2 separate regions of the Mus musculus genome follow, and region 2 is linked to region 1. Evidence: chromatin loops called from intact Hi-C (ENCODE). Cell type or tissue: heart. All regions are shown on one strand.

The links. A loop is a pair of places that touch in the nucleus more often than their neighbours do. Peaks named below come from ENCODE experiments on the same cell type or tissue, not always from the same donor. Only the 100,000 strongest peaks of a DNase experiment are listed, where the experiment ranks them.
Region 2: it touches region 1 in a loop (2.1-fold over the local background); 3 of 42 quality-filtered maps call a loop at or near these places.

The regions. Positions count from the first base shown.
Region 1 is chr14:46,236,355-46,244,354 of GRCm38, forward strand. No RefSeq gene overlaps it. Among named protein-coding and RNA genes, the nearest start is that of Gm34499, 19 kb to the left of the region's middle. In heart, a CTCF peak has its summit at 4,415 (motif pointing right); DNase peaks (open chromatin) are centred at 3,887 and 4,327.
Region 2 is chr14:46,300,704-46,308,703 of GRCm38, forward strand. No RefSeq gene overlaps it. Among named protein-coding and RNA genes, the nearest start is that of Gm15217, 75 kb to the right of the region's middle. In heart, no CTCF peak of the experiment used is centred here; DNase peaks (open chromatin) are centred at 2,098 and 4,818.

The DNA of each region.
Region 1 (8,000 bases):
AACAAGTCTTCTAGAAAAAGTTCTTCAGATGAATTTTCAATGATGTACCCAGAGCAAAACCTCCTAGCATCAAATATAACTGTTGCTCCCCAGCTTCTCTCTAAGCCATGGACTATGGAAGACTGTCGTTTGTAGAAAGTCTTAAATGCTAAAGAATTATGTCAGCAGGATAAGACTAATTTTAACTTAATAACAGTCACAGTACAACAAGGCACACCTGCTCCCTTCCTTAAGGGGACACTGAGATTGTTGTTGAATCTGCTTGTCACTCTTGTGTCCAACCCCACCTCTCAGGGTCACCTCCTCCATCCACCATAGCTCTGAAAGTTCTGTCTGATCTACAACCAATCCTCTACTAGTGTATTGCATCACACCCTGTGGAGCTCTTGGGTAAGTGGGCATTCCCTTCTAGGTTGTTTGTTATATTGGCTGATTTCTACGGCTAACATTTCTCCCACAGTTATCAGATGAGCTTGCTGCTACCCACAGTCTACTCTGGCTCTCTCCACCTTCCTATTTAGAGCTTCAAAGCACAATTTCCTTCTCCAATCACTCAGCAGCATCTCCTCTTAATGTCTGCCCTGTTCACTTCTGCCATCCTCACCACTGAGCTCAGATTTCCCCAACTATCTAAAATGCTCTCATCTTCCTGAGCGCCTTCACCACCTCTCAGAGTTGTCCTAATCTTATTTAAGGTCACTGGTCTTGGTGACTTTATGATCAAGCACCCCAGGACTTTCCCACCCTTGTCCCTTTGTTTTCCTGACACTTGTCTTTCTCCTTCTTCCTGTTTCACTAACTGCTTCATGGATATTTCTCAGTTCTCTCTCTCTCTCTCTGTCTCTGGCCCTCTGTGTCTCTGTCTCTCTCGGTCTCTCTCTCTCTCTCTCTCTCTCTCTCTCTCTCTCTCTCTCTCTCTCTCTCTCTCTCTCTCTCTCTCTCCCCCTCTCCCTCTCCCTCAATCTGTTGCATCCTGTATAATTCTATCCTTATTTCTTTCTATCCTTATTTCTTCTTTTATTTCCATATGGTACGAGATAAAATCTGCCAAATCTGTCAGCTAATATTGTATACTACTTTCCTGTCCTTGGCCACATCTCTCAGCTGTTGGTGATCTTTTATTTTATCCTGCAGTTGATCTCTTTCACTCTCAACTGAACAGCATTGTCCTTGCTTACAGATAAAGGTCTGGAGGTTAAGCAATTTTTTCAGCATTACAAATCTGAGGCATGATATGGACAGGATGAAAATCTGTATCAGTTTCAGGGTTTTCCCCACTTTCTGACCAGACTCATCTGAAAAGAGGGAATATAGCTTACAAAACTTAAGAATAATTTCAAAGTATGTGCAATTGGGAGTATTTTCACTTTCTAGAAATTTCCCCTCTTTCCAATTCTTCCATTGATAATTACTTTCTTGGGTCCTCATTTTGAAAGACCTATAGTTAGAAACAACTATAGAAACTGCTTAAGGGGTGGCTAGAGAAAACCATCTTTAAGGTGAAGTATGCCCTGGCTTATATAAACTTTGTCTCCTGTATGTCCTCCTCTACATGAAGGCACCTGTTCTGGCTTTTCTCTGTCAGAGACCTCAAAAGTCCCCCTTTACCAAGTCTTCCCACCAAGCTGAAAAGGAGGCCATGTTTTGCGTCATCCGAGTGATCCACTCATATCAGCTTCTACTCCAAACTAGGAGCATCTCACACAGAGATTCATCTAAGTGTTCACAGCTTTCACTGGGAAATAGAGCACTTGACTGATACCTCATTGTTTGCTTGCTGCATTGCTCATCTGTTAAGTTGTCTTGGGAGACTCTGAGTATCTTTGACCAATGGTTTTCAACCTATGGGCCTTGACCCTTTGGGGGGGGGGCACATATCAGATTTTTACATTACAATTCATAACTAGCAAAATTGCAGTTGTGACGTGGCCATGAAATAATTTTGTGGTGGGGGGGGCGGTCACCACACTATGAGGATCCGTATTAAAGGGTTGCACGCAGCATTAGGAAGGCAGAGAACCACTGTCCGAAGCTCTCCCCATCTAATGCACTTCTTGACGTCTACAGCATTTCAAGTGCAAGGCAGTCATCTTCAAGAGAAACTGTTTCCCTCCTCCAGATTCAAAGTGGAGAAGTGCAGAGTGGAGACAGTGTGTGTAGGCATAGCAGGGGGAGGCAGGGCCATCCTATGCTCTGTATCTGGCTCAGGGAAAGTCTCCCTAAACCTTTACTCTTTAGAGGGTCACTTTATATAGGCTCCATGACAAGCATCTCAAGCCACAAGAATACTTCCTCAATATCCATATTATTCAGAGTAATGAACACCACTGGTTGAAGACTCACTAAACTGAATCTCAAATAATTCTAACTTGGAAGCCTACAAAAGTCAGCTGACACACAGTAATCGTGGACAGTTTTGCAGATTTGGGGATGTGGCATTTTAATATATGCATACAGTGTATGATGATCAGATAAAGGATGCTCCCATATGTACCATCTCAGGCATACCATTTCTTTATGCAAATTCTCAACTGATTGCCATCAGCCATATTTTCCCCAATGTTATAGAACATTTGAGATTATTCCTATCCAATTACATCTCTGCACCTACTTTACTTCCTCTGAGGACAGTGTGTGTGTGTGTGTGTGTGTGTGTGTGTGTGTGTGTGTGTGTGTGTGTGTGCGCGTTCTCTCTCTCTCTCTCCCTCCCTCCCCACTCCTTGCCTCCTTCCCTTCCTCCCCCCCCCCTTTAGGGTCACACATATGTCCACAGTACACAGTACAGGGTGGAGAACCACAGTAGATGTTGAACCTCAACTTCTACATCATATAAGACAGAATCCATTTGCTGTTTCCCAGCCTCAAGGTTCTCCTGTGCCCACCCAGTTCCTTGCTATAGAAGCACTGGAATAACAGGTGAAGCTACTAATCTCAGCTTCTCCTTTGGGTCTGGGAGGTTTAAAATTAGGTCCTCTCACTATAACAAGGTCTTTACCCACAAAGCAATCTGCCCAGCCATGGTAGTTGACTTTAAAAAAAAAGTCATCATTTATTTTGTTGTTATCCTTCAGTATTGTCAATTTTACATGTTCTGTGACCCATTAGCAAGACTTTCAATATTTGTCCTACATACATTCTAGAACACTGTGTGTTCCTACTTCTAATAAATTAGCATCTAAATGATATACAAATTGGAAGGTAAGGCTGAAATTAAAAGTCCTGTCTCCCACACTCAGATTAAAAACATGAACTATTGGTAAAGGCAATTCTCTCTAGAATGCTAGACTGAGCAGCTAGGGAGATAGCTTAAGTGATGGCAAAGGCTCAGCTGCTTCCTGAATGTCCCCAGATTCAAGACGTAAGTTCACGTGAGATTAGGCACATTCAAGCTGGTATGGCCACAGCCACAAATACAAGTTCAAATAAGATGACCTTGTTAGATGTGAATTCAAAAAAAATTTTATTACATATTAGATACAATGTTAAACATTTATATGAGACTAAACCAGTGAATTAAATACTATAAACATTTAACTCGCCAATATCCATTATATACACTGCATATTAGCCTGCCAAAGGCTTCCTAGGGACTATGTAATGAGAAAATGGCCTCCCATCTTGTACTTGGATGACCCTACATCAGGTATTCTCAGCAAGTTTGGCTGCAGACAGGGAAGGTAAGAAGGTTTGCATGAATAGACAGCTGGATAGGGGCTGGCCCAGGAAAAATGATGATAACACAATTTTTTATTATTTCTTTTTCTTTTTCCCACAGCAAGGTCACAAGTGTGTCCTGTATTAAGAAAGATTGGGACACGCTGGTCTGAGGACAAGAACTAATTCACTCTAGCTCATTTTGTTCTATTCCCGGAACAGCAAGTGCTTACTGGAGATTATTCATCGACAAATCGGAAGTGCCGTAGGGCTGTTTACTGCTGCATCTTTCTGATCTGTTACATAACACAAGAGGATAAAATCTGGAAAACACAGAAGGTCGAACGGTCACATGATAACATCATGTGAGATACATACCGAACCCTTTGCATGAGTGTCTCATGCCTGTTGTTAAAAGGCCATTTTTTCCTAGCTCCCAGGTTTCCTTTGGTTGAAAAATTGCAATGTATAGTCAGAGTTTGAACAGTTGCCAACTAAAATTCTTGCATCAGGCTCCATGGCTGTCTGTTCCACCAAGACAAATAAGACCGGCCCCAACCCCTCACTTGAGTGCATTGTTCACGGTGCTGAGCCGTGATTTTCCATATCTGACTGTCTTTGTGTTCACCCCAGGAGGAAGGGTGAGCCTGGTTTATTGAGTTCTTATTTCTCACAAAGCGGTAACATCTGGAGGGCTGAGCAGTTTGTTGGCAGGTCCAATCTGAAGGAATTCGACCACGGTTCCGATTGGCTCTTATCAGTAGGTGTCACTAAAGACAGTTTCAGAGACAGAAAAATAAATAGGCCAATTAAGTGATGCCAAGAACAGACTATTTTACAGTCATTTCTACTCTTTTTATTGTTCTTCCAACTGTAGAAGTTTCAAGATTGTAATTATTCCCTGCTTTTCCCCCCTCCCTGCTGCAAATGAACATTTTTCCATTTTCCAAATGCCTCCAAGAGAGGGACATTTAATTAATGTATTTATTTTGTGGTGCTTGATGTAGTGGGTTAGCAAAATGGGAACAGATGAGGGCTATTAATTCTAACACTTTATTGCAGTGAAGCTACAGCCAGCTGCTCTTCTGCAAACAGACTGATGGAGGCTCTGCCAGCTCCTTTCTCTGCAGCATGAAGTGCTTCATATCCGTACAGAACAAGGACAGCCACTCATGCATCCCACCTTGGCCATGCCTTTGTGTCCTTGGAAGTTACAGAGATAGGAACTGTTGCGGGGAATATTAAAAGAGAGCAAGTTCCCTTAATATACCCAGCTACTCTCAGCCCTGGTGGTCTCCCGGCCTATTCTTATCTTGTGGAGACTCTCTGGCCTGAAAATTCTCCACCCGGCTCACTAAGTTCCCACTGGCAGGTCGCTATGATGCCAGCCCCATGCTTTAAAACCCCCATGCCTTTGTGGTGAACATCTGGCAAATCCACAATTTGCCACCATACCTTCCCTCTTGAACTGAGTCAGATGACAGTATGAAGGAAAATGCCACACAAACTTAGTTCAGAAAGAATGGTAACTCAATCGCTGGGCGCAACAACTAGAATCCTAATCATGTAAGCCACATTAAATCTAAATCCTCCAGTGGGAATCTTGGTGGATTCGCCATATAAGCCGGGAGACACTAGTAGCTACATCTTGCCCTTTCACTATCCCCATCCAAAAAGCTCCTAACTCTCTCCTACTTCCTCTCTTCCTCCATCCAACCTGGACGTCCTGCCTACTCGCCCCATAATTGGTCCCCTTTAGTCTTTTGGGGGAAGGTTCACAAGAAGTCACCTGAGTGACTCAGTCCTCTTCCTGACAACCCCTCCTGGGAAAGCAGAATTAACATCAAAATACAGAGGTCACCAGGGCCATCCACAATAAGGAACTCTAGTGAAAGGCCACATATTTCTGAGATCAGAAGAGGTAACACTCAGGCTACCATGCTCACTGGTGACTGGCACCTTCCTCCTGCATAGACACAAGTCTAAGAGGGAAATTCAAGTTCATTTCTAAATCCAACCAACTGCAAACAACTTCTGGGAGTTACCTGAGAAAAACAAGTCAGGAGGTGGTCAAATAGATGGATTTTATTTATGAAATGGACTTCGAATAATACCAGGCCTGGATCTCAGTGCCAGTATATTGCTGGCCTGGAGGGGTACCCAGATAATGTTGGCAAGATAAATTAAGCAGCCGTCAGTTGAAGTGTTTTGTTTAGCTATGAATCTTTTCCTGAAGGGTCTTTCTTACATGTATTCTGAAGCCCTCACTTGCTGTGTAGGGAAGAATAAATGTGCTACATTTAGGTGGGTGCTGCATTGTTTGTGTGGGTGCTGTTTGAAATGAATGCACTGGAGTGAGTGCTTTGCACGGTCCTCTGATTTCAGGAACATCTGTATGTAGATTCTAAGGTTTGGGGACAAACCTAAGTGCTTTTTAATCCAAGATACTTACAATTCCAAAGATAAAGATACGCAAACAGCCAATATCAAGAGAAGCAGTGGACTAGTGCATACCTGTCCCATCATTTCTCTTAACCCCACAATGGCCATGTAATAGCAGTGACTTATGTTCCCATCTTATATGAGGAAATGTGGATCTAGCCTTGCTATTTGTTTGCAGCAATACAACTACTACAACGTTGTAGAGTCAAGTTGGAGGACAGTCTGTCCGGGTCTGAGCCTGCTTTCTTAATGGCTTCTTCAGACTCAGAATCAGTAGCAGCAAGCCTGAATGATGACAAAAAGAGTGTGTTAGGAAGAAAATAAAAAAAGGATTTAAAAAAAAAAGGAGGGCAAAATCTACACTGGAGAATGCAATGCTGGAATGCTGGTGTCTGATCTATGCTCAGCACCAAGGCTATCGATAGTTTCCACAGCTGGGAAATATTTATATCCACAGCACTGTCATCCATTCTCTGGACACAACAGGGAATGACTAGTGGCCCTAATTTTCATTATGAACAGTCTTCCCTGGTATCATTTTGCAATTTTAGACTTGCAAGTCAAAGGAACATGATGTCATTTTCATTTATTGAACAAAATTACTAAATTGTGCAGGCTATAAATCCAAATTCCCATGTTCTCCAAGAAAAAAAAATATGTTCTGTGAATTGACAGTTCCATATCACAACTCAGTGTCCACTGGCCCTAAGATGCTCCACATCTGTGGTCCTCCAGCATAGCCTCTAACACAAGAACTTTAGAAGCCAATGCTGCCCTTCCGTGTGAGACGGGAAATGTATAATTCCAAAGGAACACAGTCGCAGCTAAAAAAAAAAAAAAAGCTGTTACTTTTCACAACCGTGGTATAAACAAACTACCAAATACTTTCTTAAAGATTTATTGTGCATGTATGAATATTTTGCCTAAATGCATTTATGTCCACCACTTGCATACCTGGTCTTCCAGGAAGGAAATCAGAAGAAGACCTCAGATCCCCTGGAACTGGAGGTATGGGTGGCTGTGAGCCATCACATGTGTGCTAGGAATCCAACACTGGTCCTGTTCAAGAGTACCAAGCACTCTAAAGTGCTGAACCATCTCTCTGGCCCCCTAAAACACTGTTTAGAAAGATTGTTTCTGGGATCACCTTGTCCTCCTACATTCCATAGCACATCTAGAATAAACATTCTAGCACATTTCAAAACACATTGGTCATGAATTGCTCTAGATGGAGACTATCATGGTGGGGTTGTATTTGTAATGTGCTCAGAAACCTGGCTTGGAAGGTGCCTTTGACATACTTTTGAGGGTCACCTTGATGACAATTGGGAAAGGAGCACTCAGTGTGGAGTGACTGTATTTTGTCTAGATTATTGATATGATCTATCCAGCTCACCAAAAGACACAAGAGCACTCTATAAGGGCATACTTTGTGGGCCATAGCGAAACAATGTAGAACAAACTTTACTAAAACCCTCAGTGCTTACTGACACATTCACAGAATCCATATATACAAAATCCACATCTGCCTGATATGAAAAGGGCACTTGGTCCACAAAGACAATAAGAATTAATGCTTTTATTTAAGGCAACAGGCTCATCATGCCATTAAAGAGCAAACTGTATCATGAAGAATCTGTCTTTAAAAGAATGAGAGATGAGGCATGCTCCACTTGACAAATCAATAAAGGATTTTTGGAAGAGGCAGTTTTTGAGATGGGCCATGAAAAACATGTCAAATAAACCTTTGAAAAGTAGATGAAAGGGACCAAGATGTTGACAGATCAAAACAAAAACAAAAACAATGTCAAGTCATCCAGACCTGAATTCAAATCTAGATTTCATCTTGTATGAACTCCGTGTCTTTCAAGAATCTCTTTTGACCATTCAGCGATGGTTGTATG
Region 2 (8,000 bases), 64 kb after region 1:
ATTTGCTAGACACAGTAGTAAGAAAAACAGGAAGTGGGTGTTTATTAGCAGTCCCAAATATACCAGCCAAAATACAACTCCCCATGGAGTCTGAGTTATTCAAAATAGAGCAGAGAACAGAATTCCTAAGATTATAAAAGGGTAATTAATCACAAGCAGTATTCACAGACCAGTGATTTGGAAACTACCTTCTTACTGAAGCTCTGGATCAAGAGTAAACTTCAAAGCAAAATGTGCTGATCTCAGATTCACGCATCTGGTCAATAAACCCTACCAAAATGTCATTTTAAGCCCAGTTGACAGTCCATCTTTATTACATAATAACTGTATGTGTGATGCCTTAGACATCTTTTACCTGACTTGGGGAGTACATCAATGCCTCCCTAATCAGCCATTGGCATTAGAAACAGTCTCTTACGGTTGTTTTATGCATTGAATTCATAATTAGACATGTTGTTTAAACCTGTTTCATAGGAACACATTGTCTATCACCAGGAATCATGTTTGCAAGCTAACCTGATAACATGAAAACTTTGTTTTTTATTTAGAGAGTCTTTTAAATATATGCCCCAACCAGTCTGGTTTGAAGCTAAGGGTCTTTTATTTTGGTGGCAGTGGTTTAACATATATACCTAGAGAGATATCTCAGAGGTTAAGAGTACTTGCTGCTCTTGCAGAGGACCGAGGGTCCCAGAACCCACATGGCAGCTCACAACTGCCTGTCAAGTAAGGTTCAAAGGATCCAGAACCCTCTCCTGGCCTCCACAGGTGCCAGGCATAAATGTGGTACACATCCATACAGGCAAACAAAACACTCATACACATAAGTTAAAAATGAACAAATCTTTTACAATACATACCTAAAATATACAAAGCATGAATATAGTTTTCATGAGTAATGTGAAGGAGTTAAATGCAAATTTTCATCTGATTCCAGACCATTTGCTTCTAGCTGGTAAGGCTGTGGAATTTGATGATTTAGAGTCTTAGGAACTTGGGCAAATCCCTTACTTGTTCTGTGTCTTAGCTTCTCCCTATGAACTATGGGAATTAAAGTCTTGGCTCCATTAACCCCAACTACTCACTAGTACTAGGGTGAATAAAATGACTTATCTTGGCATCATTAGCTCTTCCTACTGAAGCCACTTGGATGAGCCCAACAAATCACTGAATTGAATTATTTGTTCCAGTCAATAGAATATATATGTATGGTGAATTGGAATGCCGTTCACACATCTTCTATCAGTGTGTATATTCCTGAGCTGTGATTAAGAAAGGAGGAAGACAGGTCTTTGGAAGCAGCTCACCACAGGAATGAAAAATTAACAACAAGAATTACGAATTAGCTTGTGAGTGCCAAACTGAATGAGACCCCAACTTCTTCCTTCCCTAATATTTGAAGAACACACACACTCATGCATGCACACACACATGCCATGCTGGTTGTCAATTTGCCTTCTTCTTGCTTTGGGCTATCCAGCATGACAGAGACAAAAGATTCAATGGAAGAAAGAAGGGTAGAAGAAAGGAGAGAGGGCCATATTGGCATAGCTCTCCATTCTCTGCTCAAAGGATGGACAGGTGGTGGTGTTGACACCAACTGTCTCCTCCTTCAGGGTAAGTGGGAAGACACACAGCTTCCCCTGGGAGTAAGTTCTGGATAACTGTGGCAGACACAATGACTTCTACTTCTGGACCAGCTCTGAAACATGCCAATCAGTTCTCCTTGTATCCACAGTTGATGACCTCAAGGAGACCCTAGGGAACAGTGGAATCCCCCAGGGATGAGGGAAATTGAGTAGAAAACACCTCCTATGCACCCAGCCAACTTTGCCTAAGCGAAAAATAAGCTGTTATTGTGCTAACCCACTGAAATTGCTGGAAGGGACCGTTGGTTACAACACTATGTAGCCTATCATATGTAATACAGACTAGGAAAGACAGACTCATTCACATCCGTCTATTTGGCCAATTAGCTCTGGGTTCTGAAGCATCTGGATAACTTAGGGGGGAAAAAGTCTTTCTCTTTCCCTCCCTTATTTTCCTGGCAAGTCAAGTTTCCTGCTGACCAGCTCAGCCCATGGTGGCAGCCAGAGCCATTGCTTCCTTTTGGAACTTCTGAAATACCGAAGGCCACAGATGGTCTCTGCAGGTCACACCCTAGCAACTAGCTCTGCATTGGAGGAGGTGCAAAGTCTGGTTTTGGTTTTTAAAGTAGTAGTAGTAGTAGTAGTAGTAGTAGTAGTAGTAGTAGTAGTAGTTCCTCCTCTTCCTTCTCCTCCTCCTCTTCTTCTTCCTTCTCCTCTTCCTCTTCTTCTTCCCCCTCCTCCTCCTCTTCTGCCCAGAGTGGTACTGGACCGAGTTCTCTAGCAATCTCAAAAATTTCATGAAACATATTTGCATCCAATGGGAGCATACCAACCCCAAATGTCTGGTAAGTGCTTTGGCCTTTTGTTGATGCTCTAGTTGGTATTCACATTGATCATGAGACACAAACACTTGTCCTAGAATTCAGATGAATTAAGCATGAGGAGTAACCCAAGGATATTCTAGGACTTGAAACAAATGCAGGAACCCCAAGAACCTACTCTAAGAAAGCTGCATTTGACAAGGAAAAAAATCCCTAATAATGCATTAAAGTTCTCACAGCAACTACCATTCTCTATCAAAATGATCTAAGCCAAAAAGAGTTCATGAATATGGACTGAAAATAATATAATTCATTTCCCTCATAGCAATATAGGCCTTGTGTGTTTAGTCACACTAAAGCTACAAACCATAAATGGCTGTAGTCTATACCACAGATATGTTTGTGTGGTCCTCAGAATGTTCTAAAAAGAAAATTAATTGTTTTGGTAAAAACATTTTACACAAAGATCTCAAATTTCTGACTTCTCTTGTAAGACCAGAAGCTTGAGAGATATGAATGTGGAGCGGTGCATGTATATGTGTGTGTGTGCATGTGTGTATGCGTGTGCATGTGTGTGTGTGTGCATGTGTGTATGTGTGTGCATGTGTGTGTGCATGTGTGTATGCATGTGTGTATGCGTGTGCATGTGTGTGTGCATGTGTGTGTGCACGTGCATGTGTGTGTGTGTGCATGTGTGTGTGTGTGCATGTGTGTGTGTGCATATGCTTGAGTCTCCTTCTCTCTGTGATAACCCTGAGAGAAGCCACTTGCTATCAGCCCATTATGATCACGCTGCTTACTTAATATTACCTGCCTGTCTTAAAAAGTATTGGATGAGACTCCTTAAATAGTATCTGTATCAATTAGTGCTCACATTCATCTGTGTGGCTTTCTATGTCAGAACTACTCCTACTTGAGAAAAGACCATCATTCAGAAGTACATATGCACAGGCGGGAGAAGACCCTCTCTCATCTTATGTGGTCCTTTCTGCTGGGCAAGGGCAAGTGTTTTGCTGCCCTAAGTTATTGATGGAAAGGGCCATCACCGTGGAGTGACCTCATCAAGGGAAGGATGCTGAGCCTGGAGCCAGCAGCCCCTGTAAGATGCATGGCAATCCTCTCTGCAGTTTGCCTGTGGCTGAACAGATAGATCTGAACATCACACCATTAACTCTGGGTAAAGTTGGCTCTCATTGCAGCTACTTTCTATATCCTCTAGTAAACATATATCCCGCAAAGAAGCACATTTGCAAGTGGCGCTGTGGACCTTGTAGAATTTGTGGACCTGGGCTGGTCTTCAGTGTCATTGTCCCCGAATTTGGGATTTGCTGTTTACAAGTTTATACTGGGTGATTTCTTTTCTTGACTTTTCTTCTCTTCTCTTTCTCGGTTTTTTTTTTCTTTTTCCCTCTCTTCCTCTTTATTATCAAGCTCTCTTTAGCATCTCAATATGGTGTATCCAAGTGTGAGAATTCTTATTTGTTAATTAATAACTGTTTTATTACAAAATGCAGGAACACCAGGAATTTCAAGCTTCATGTCTGCACGACTTCAGTTTGAACTGCAACGAACATGGCTGGGTAAATCCTTAAATAGAAATAGATGGAAAACACAGAGGCCTGGTGACATATTGTAACAAGGAAGGCACACATCTGGTGGCGTGTGGAGTACTTCCTCTTCTCACTGTGAAGTCTTAAGTACAAGGGCTAAAAGCTTGCATCCATCCTCACATAACCTCATGGAACTGAACAGTTATGAGCCCTCCTTTGCCCCTAACAACATCAGAATTCAGAATAAAAACCCACCTAGAATCTGAGATTCAGCATTAGCCAGGGGACGGAGAGAAATCCTGTCTACCTAAGAATAAGTCACTCCTTCTCCAAGACAAAAAAAAAGAAGAAGGATATGCATCTGAGAGTAGCATATCCCTTTGAAGAAAAAGAATAATGTTCTCTCCGTGCATTCTCTCACTCCAAATAGTGTTTTTATGAAGGGTGTACCTTCAAAAACTATTAGAGTTCCTTGCTTCCATTCCAGGAGTTTACGTAAAGTCTGACTATAGTCAGAAATGACCTTGCTTGACCTTGGGCCCCATTGACAGATACTTGCTTAGGTTCAATTGTTGTCTGGGGATTGAGAGTGGCATAACAATATTAGTGAAAACAATAGCCAGTTCATTTATATAGAGTCTTTCTTCCTGTGATTTCAAAGCAAATTTTCAAGCCTAATACAAATGACATTAAAAGGAACCAGCCCAAGACTTGGCAACTGCAGCCTACAGGATACTTCATTCCACTCAGCAAGCATATGCTGTGTGTGAGCGGTGGCTGACTGCACACTGCCCTGTCTCTCTTCCCACAGCTCCCTTGTCTGTACTCGCCCTGCTGCTACCAGCTTCCGTGCTGATGGTTTTCTTCCTTGCCAAGTATTAAGAGTTCATTTCATATGAAACTCTCCCCCTTTAGCCCAGTGTTTCCGGCTTTCTCTTTAACAGAGGTCTCACTGAGTCATCTGGGTTTTAGCTCAATGAAGCCATCATCTTTTTTGGGTGGAGGAGGGGGTCCTTTTTCTTTGTAGTTTTTTAGTTAGAGTTTTCTAAAAACACAAGTAGTCAGTCAGTACACTCATTGGAGATTGGAGGAGTCTATAGGGGGGGACGACTAAATGTTCATAAAGCTCTTTCTATCATATAGCAATGAGTCCAAAACTGGGAGATTCAGGTTTGGTAACACCGAAGCGCAATCTTAGCGGAAACTTCCGGAACCACCTCCTGCACAGTACAATTACCTCACTTCCCTAGAATGTCTGCTCATTTTCTTTTCCCAGCATCCCTTCTATATGAACACCTCCCAGCCAAGTCAATAAAAAAAAAAAAACAAAAAAAAAAAAAACCTCATTTCCCATCTTTGCATGACTCCTGAGAACCGTCCACTGCTAATGTTCAACACAGAAGAACAGCTAGTGCTTGAAGGCCTCAGACCGGGAAAGGAGGAAGTTCAGGAGTAAGGCTTATCCATTAAGAGTGGGGTTAGACACAGGAGTGTCATGGCTACTTTGAGATGAAACTCATTTACACAAACCAAGACAAAAATCTGCTAAATACATCTAGGAGGAGATATGCCAGGCATAGGTGACTCCAAAGAACAATAACAGGGTCTTTGTGGATGTTTTGCCTTTTCCAAGAGTTGAAAGAGACACCAGGGTGTAACACAGAGAACTCAAACACTTGAAGAATCTGTTGCCTTTGGATCCACGTGACCCTTCAGCAGAGTCTGGAGTTCTTGTCCACAGATGTGAGCCACAAGGAGCGTACATTTCCGGCCCACTCTGAACAAATGTTATGCTCAGTAGTTCCCTCTGTGGCTGACTTACAAATACATCCCCCGCTCCTGTGTTCGCCCTTCTGTCTCAGAGCCCCTCCTGGTCCATACAGCATCAGGTAATTTACCATTTGGGAGAAAGTAACAAGTTTTCAGAAATTCTCCAAAAATTTAACCAGTTACATTTTTAAAAAAGAAAAAGGAAGAAATCAATGTCCAATCCCTCATGAGATCTAAATAATTTCCCCTTTTCACTACTAAAGATTTATTTTAAACAAGTTACATAGAGGAGCATACTAAGAATCATTACAAAACCATCATTTTGTTAAATGCCAAAAATTCTTCTTAAATCCCCCACCTTCGTAATGGCATAGCCTATGTATAGACCACAGTCAAAAGCATTCCAGAGGCAAAGGCAGGGCTGCACTTTTAATTATCTCCCCGGTATTTCCTCTTTTTCCTTAAAAGGCTTAAATAAACCCACTGGTGTTGAGTTTGCCTGGTCTTTCCCAAAAATCATTGCCACAGTTTTTTTTAAACTGAGCAACACAATTTCTGTTCCCAGTTCATTACTGTCTCTCTCCCAGTCATCCAAATTCAACAAGGAGTGTGGCTCTGAACAAAGCCTTTTACAATGGATTGGATTTCATCTAAAAGCATGTAATTCCACATAGCCAGAAGCGGTTTCTAATCTTTATATATAGGAACTAACAAGAAAAAAAAAATCAAAGCCACAGGATTAAGTGGGAGAAAAAACTGTGAATGAAGAGCACCAAGCTATTGCTCAGCTGACTTGAGCAAAGCCCTGTAATGTTTCCCAAGCTAATCACTGCTGCCGGTGGCAAGCATTGGAGAATATGTCTAACAGGTCTCGAAGGTCATTATTTACTGAAACGCTACACTGAGTGGTTATTTCTTTTAAATACTAATAACCTAGAAAGCTGGCCCTATTTGGAAGAGGGTCAGCACAGAGGCGTCTGATTAGTGTCAAAAATGACTGCCTCTCTTTGGTAAAGGAATTCCCTAAAGGAAACATAATTCACAATGACAAATGTTGGCGTTTTTAGAATTACAAACATTACCTACAACTTGAATTCGGGTTATGAACCCGCCGGATAATGTTCAGGGCTTGTTTGGTAGCTGGTCACAACTCCCAGTTTTAAAAAAGAAATCCAACTACTTGTGAAAAATATAAAGAAGAATATAACCACAAGTCTTTGGTACTCAGAACAGAAAGGAGCCCGTGGGAATGTCTGGGCCACGGGCTGAAGTGGGCTGTGTCACTAGTTGGATTTTCTGAGCTGAGTCTTTCAACTACACTTTCTCAAATTTAGTAAAATCTTTTAATAAAGAAGGAGGAAATGTTGGCTAGGAATAAACAGAGGGCTTTTGTGCCCCTCCCCCTTCTAATATTTATCAAGCATATGGATTTATCAAGCATATGGATTAAGTATCCATGCTGCTTTTAGTTTGGAAAGCATAAAGGTACTGGTGTCACTTCGAATGATAAACTGATCATGAGTGTGGTTACTGGGCTCTGTCTGGCATGCCCATGAGCATTCTTTTCCTTAAAGATACACAGTAGCGAAGTGTTTGCTAAAAGGCACCGCTTACATGCTTATGATGAATGTCTGCATGGACCTTCACTGAAAAGGAAAAGCCGGAGAGGACCTCTCATGAAACTTCAGAGTCATCTGAGTGCCAAGGCACTTTATTTATGACACCCTTAACTTTAAGGTTAATATACGTGGCACTGTATCGTGTTAGCATCTTCCACATGGGCATGTTCTTCCAACTAGTGCTTCCCAACCTTCCTAATGCTGCAACCCTTTAATACAGTTTAATCATGTTGTGGTGATCCCTGCCCACCCCCAACCATAAAATTATTTTTGTTGCTACTTCATAACTGTGCCTTTGCTACTGTTATAAATTGTAATATAATTATGTATGCTTTCCATTGGGGGTCACGACCCACAAGTTGAGAACCAGTGCTCCAGACAGTGACTGGTTTATATGTGAAGGTAATTCACTATCTATATTATACTCTTTTTTCTTCTTAAAGAAAAAGGTTTAAATAATCAGAAAATATGAAATGTTATTTGCAAAAAAAAAAAAAGAGAAACATTTAGAACTTCTGGTTGTTCTCTGGGGTTAGTTTGTTTGTTTGCCTTTCTAAGTATTATTTAGTCTAAAAGACACCTGTGTGGGTTTTGGTTCAGCTTGCCAATCACTTTTACATTTACTGTACAGCTGCAAAACAACAAACAAAC